2 separate regions of the Homo sapiens genome follow, and region 1 is linked to region 2. The links are chromatin contacts, found by Hi-C in ENCODE. All regions are on one chromosome and are shown on one strand. The core of a region is the stretch at or near the end of the contact, and the rest is flanking DNA. Distances in the headings are between cores, read along the strand shown.

The links. Hi-C counts contacts between places; a loop is a spot of excess contacts on that map. Pooled maps may share reads with other maps.
Region 1: a pooled map shows a loop between it and region 2 (12-fold over the local background). The contact joins the enhancer-like site here to the promoter of CDK5RAP2 in region 2. A Hi-C loop is called at or near these places in 4 of 50 pooled maps.

What each region holds. Positions count from the first base shown.
Region 1 is chr9:117,782,704-117,785,403 of GRCh38, reverse strand. All of the region lies in intron 2 of LOC105376244 (a long non-coding RNA gene), which reads right to left. Among named protein-coding and RNA genes, the nearest start is that of TLR4, 80 kb to the right of the region's middle. Within about 2 kb of position 1,428, at least 17 of the 41 ENCODE cell types and tissues checked have a DNase peak (open chromatin) inside an H3K27ac peak, as active enhancers do.
Region 2 is chr9:120,578,789-120,581,488 of GRCh38, reverse strand. It overlaps CDK5RAP2 (CDK5 regulatory subunit associated protein 2), which reads left to right and starts at 1,322. Exons shown (of 38, transcript NM_018249.6): 1 at 1,322-1,569. The coding sequence starts at 1,511. RefSeq lists enhancers at 1,105-1,234, 1,088-1,650.

The DNA of each region.
Region 1 (2,700 bases), core at 179-2,678, 2.8 Mb after region 2:
TCTCAGACTTGGGTGGGCAATGCCTATGTGAGAAGCTCCTATGAATCCCTTGCTGAAACCATTCACGATAGAGCATGAGTGGAGACAACCCTGACACCCTGACATGAGGCAATGTTTCCCTGGCCTTTATATTTAACAGAACTTGCCTGGCTGTTTCCTTGCCACCAGGGAGCTGCTGTTATAATCCCCAGAGTTCTTCCTCTCCAGACTCTCACAATCCCATTATCCTCCTGCCTGGAGAGACAAGCTCATCTGACAACACTGCCAGCACAGAGACTCATGTGGATGTATTAAATTCACCACCTGGTGACTATAATTAAGATTCCTCTCCTTTGATTTATTTTGGTTGGGGGAAAGAAATCATTTAAGTTCTTGGAGGTGCAGATAAGAGATGATATATGTCCCAACTATTTCCATGATAGTAACACTTCCTGCCGCTAACACAGATGGAAACCCAACTTCAATCACATCCATACTTGACTACCCGTAGCGGAGGAATGATGAGGTGGTAGAGGGAAAAAAAGAAGAAAAGAGAAGTAGTCCAGAGGAAGGAGATAATGAGAAACATGCATGATATTTCTGGGAAAGAGATTTAAACCAAAGAAAGACGCACATCTGCTTGATACACAGAATTGTCTTTTCCAACTGAGAATGCAGCCCCTCTTTTCAATCAGTTGAAGAGTCGGATATCACCTTGAAGATGATCTAAACCAGGAGTTCTTATCCTGATATCTGGAGGTAGACTTGTAGGGAAATTACGAACTTCCGGACATTGAGGAGGGCAGTAAAAGTACCTAGCTTTCCTCAGTCTCTTAAAGCGGTCTAATGACTACAAAGACATTAACAGACCCAGTCAAATCCCCAAATTTTAAGTTAAAGATATTTAAATCCAGAGAGATAAGGAACTTACCCAAATTCATACTGCTGGTTTATGTCACAGGTAAAACCAGCACACAAGTTTCCTGACTCTCGTATTTGGCCCATTTCATCTTAGCGCTTGTCTGCACACCTGTTAGCAGGAGGCTCTGTGATTTGCTCTATATTCTAATCAGAGCCCCATAACAACTCCTGGAGGTGGACAAAGCAGGTGTAAGTAATGCCTTTCGATAGAAGAGAAAAACAAGCTCAGAGCAACTCAGGCAACTCATTTATTCAAGATGAACTTAGTAGCCCTAAATTGGTGTGGCTTCAGGGATCATGATTCTAATATCTCCTTCAGTCAACAACAGATCCTTACACCCTCAGGTGTGCTGCTCCCCAATCTCCAAGCCTGCACAAGTGTGGGTGTGGCTTCAGAGTACTGGGCCAATCAGACTATGTCACTCTTCCGGTGACTTTGACCCAAGGTGTGAGCACATGGTCCAAGCTGAGCCAATCAGAAACCTCATCTGGATTTTGGTTTTAAACTGAAATTGAAAGTGAGTTCTTGATCTCTGGTAAATGATTGAGGAAGTGACACCAAATGAAATGATTGCTGCATAGAGAGGGCTAGGAGAATAAGACTGGCAGAGCATGGATGAGGGAAATGGACAAAAACAAAAACAAAAGTCTTTTAACATAAATCCTTTGGTCTTTTTTCCTCAAGGCTTACTTTTCCATCACTTCCTTATCTATGCAATATCCTAGTATACTCCTAATAATTCTTTTTTGGGAGGCGGTGAAGTAGAGGAAAATGCTTGGATAAACTACATTCAGGGAGATATGCTATTTGCACCTGAGTTCTGCCTAACAGAATGCCTAAGTGTTAGTCAGCTGGCTTAAGCCCAGGCCATCGCCCTTGGACTCAGTCTCTTTGAGAAAGCCTTCAGTGTTACTTTCTACAGCCACTTACATACCTTCACTGTCAGCAGGAAGATGTCTGGGGGAATTGGCTTACCACTAAATGCAGGACCCCGAGGAATAGCGCGGCTCTCTCTTCCTTCTAATCTCAAAGTTAAGAGGAAGGTTTCTTATCCCTTTTCTTTCTCTCTTTATTTCTTTCTCACTTCCTCTCTCCTTATACTGGCTCCCTGGCATCTTTTACTATCCGTGGAGTTCTGATGCCCCCTGCTGCTGACTGCAGGCTGCTGGCTGCTAACTGCAAGAAACACAGGTTTCCCTGGTTGCAGGCTCTGTGTTGGTTGTCTGTGCTAGTTCTTCCGCCTCTCATTATGTTTTCCTCTTATGTGATCTAATACTCTGGCTGTGTTTTCTCACCGTCTTTCTGTGCCACTTGTATCTTTTCCCCCACACCCTCGTCTCAACATCTTTCTCATCACCTCTTTCCTCTTTCAGTTTCAGTTTTAGACTTCGTTCTCTCTGCTGTCATCTGTGTCTCAGTCTATTCTTGAATAGACTGGTTCCCTGCATCTTGAATTCCTGGTTCCTGCATCTTGATCTGTGTCACTGACTCAGCTTCTGTTGCACAACCTCACCCACTCATCAGTGGAATTTTTTTTGTTTTTGTTTTTTCACAGAGAGACTTGCCACATGTTCCTCTCATTGTCCTAAGATAATTTAACAAGCAGGTGATTAGCCTTAACTGAATAGGCAGGGTGGTTAGCTCTTTGCACAGAAAGTTCTTACAAGTAAAAATAAAGCATTTTCCAGGGTTCTAGAAAGTTAGATTTCTTCCACAGTTTTGTGTAATATTTGGCTTTTTTTTTTTCTTTCTGAGGTATAGGATTTTAAAATTTATACCTGGTGGGAACTAGAAGTGGG
Region 2 (2,700 bases), core at 73-2,572:
TACTTAACTGAAGAATGAGGGCCTGGTGCAGTGGCTCAGGCCTATAACCCCAGCACTTTGGGAGGCCAAGGTGGGAGGATTGCTTGAGGCCAGGAGTTCAAGACCAGCCTGGGCAACATAGTGAGACCCTGTCTCTATTTAAAAAAAAAAAAAAAAGAATGAGGAAACAGGGTGAAAGGGGAATTGTTCAAGATTACTGGGAAAGTCACTATCTATCCACTCACCAACCATTTCAAGTTATTTTCATCGGGCTCTCTCACAAGGGCCTGCAGAGGAAGGAGCAACACTGAGTTGAGGAGGGGAAGGTTAATTTCATTGCTTAAGCTCTGCCAAGATTATCTAAGTGTTTGGTGATTGCTATGTGCTTTAAGAAAGGCAGCCAAGGGGCCGGTGCTGTGGCTCACGCCTGTAATCCCAGCAGTTTGGAAGGCCGGGGTGGGCAGATCACGAGGTCAGGAGATTGAGACCATCCTGGCCAACATGGTGAAACCCCGTCTCTACTAAACATACAAAAATTACCCGGGTGTGGTGGCGCAAGGCCGAGGCAGAAGAATCGCTTAAACCCAGAAGGTGAAGGTTGCAGTGAGCTGAGATCGGGCCACTGCACTCCAGCCTGGCGACAGAGGCACCATTTCAAAAAAAAAAAAAAAGAAAGGCAGCCAGGGTTATGCAGAGAGCCCTCATCTAGTTGGCAGGAGCTGCAGACCCCCACTCCAGTTGAAAGACATTGTCAATACTTAATTACTTTGGGAGAGTCCTTTCCTCTTGCTGGCCCTCAGTTTTCTGACCACAGGTGCCTTTGAGTCCTAATGGTAATAAAAGACCAATAGGTGAGAGACTGGAGTGGGAGTGCTGTTGACCACTGGCTCATGGGAATGAGTTATTTGCTTCAAACTAAGTCTGCAAATTACTGTTTGCCTTGAGATTCCGCACGTAGTATTTTTCCAAAGCAAGGCAGCACTCAGTTATCTGAGTTTCAACTTAAGGTCAAATCCCAAAGTTTTGGGGTCATTATTCTAGAAAAGCAAACACGAGGTTAGGAACTTTGAGGATTCCTGAGTGGCTGTATTCATTTCCATCTCCCGCGTAAATTAACGGACTAGGGCCCGCTTTGGCCCTCAACAAAGATGGCACCCGCCCTCGCCTCTCCCTAAGTGCCCTCACAAAAAATGGCAGCCGGCCTTTTTTTGTCTCTTATTTTTGCTTGGCTTAAGCACGGATGCTTTGCCCTTAGTTAAGATGGCACCTATCCCCGCTTCCCTGCCCGTCCTCTGGCGCCAGCCGGTCGGCTTCACTGCGTGCGCCTCCGTGACCCCGCCTCGTTTCCGTAGGAAGAAGCGCCGGGAAAGATGGCGGCGTCTGTGGTTTGAATTCCAGCGGCGCCGCCAGAGTCTGAACAAGAGCTGGGGTGGAGGGGGCGGGGACCTGGGGAGCCCGGCGGGTCGCTATCGCGGGGGGTACTAGTGGCGCCGCCGCCACAGACACCAACGCTGTCGCCACCTCTGTAGCCATGATGGACTTGGTGTTGGAAGAGGACGTCACCGTCCCTGGGACGCTCAGCGGCTGCAGGTGCGGCCGGGGCATTGGTGGTCGTGGTAACCGGGCCGGGGTTCCAGCTGGTGGGATTTCGTTCTAACGCGGCCTTGGGGTTTGCTCTTGAGGGTGTCTGGCCAGGGGCAGTGTGTGGGGTGGGTTCCTTCGGAGAGGGTCTCTGGGGGGCCCACCACCTGACACTCTGGAGGGCTGGGAGCCGCGACCTGCACCACAATTGCCAGTAGCATTGCGCCATGTACTTTGTAGAGCGTGTGAAGAACAGGTAAGGAGTTTTCTGAAAGAGTAGGACGAGGGTGGGGCCACTTGGAGTATCCCGTTAGTGGGGATTGGTGGAGAACAGGGACCTTGAGGGCACCTGATGGTTCCTTCTGGTTTGAGAGTTTGTTTTCATTATGGAGAGAGTGTAGCCGGTATGCCCAGACTTTGCTTTTTGGGTCACATAGTGGCCACCCAGGAGGCAATGGAGTGCAATGATTAAGAACCTTGGCTAGAGTTGGACAAAACTGGATTCAAATCCAGCCCTGTAAACTGACTAGCTGTGTGACCTTGGTAAAGTGATTTCACCGGCTTTCCCATCTGTAAAATGGGCTAGTAATATCCACCCAACAGAGTTGGGGTGAGGATTAAAAGAGGTGATGCCTGTCGAGCCATTTGCTTGGCAGGTGTAGTGCCTGCCACATAATCAGTGCTTAAAAAATGATCTTGTGTTGCCATTAGTGTCATTATTACTACTGTCATCAAAGGTGATATGAATCAGGGAATAATGGCCAAGAGTGGCCTCCCATGGACCTGCCCCAAGAGACTGTGGGAGTCCCCATTGCTGGTGGAGCTGGGGTCTGGTAGGAAGGCCTAACAGAGCGCAACTCTGCTCCACGGCTGGCCCCTGTGGTTGTCCTAGACTCCTGGTTGGAGAGTGAGTAGAGGGAAGAGGAGGAGAGCCCTGACGGAGAACCTGCACTGTTTATCCAGCTCTACTATGGACAAGCTGCTGCTTTTAGTCAACAGATCCTAATTGAAAGGGTGACCATGTTATTTATTGTGCTAACTGGGACACTTAAGAGTGAAAAGAGCCAGGTGCGGTGGCTCACCTGTGTAATCCTAGCCCTTGGGGAGGCCGAGGTGGGCCGATTTCTTGAGCTCAGGAGT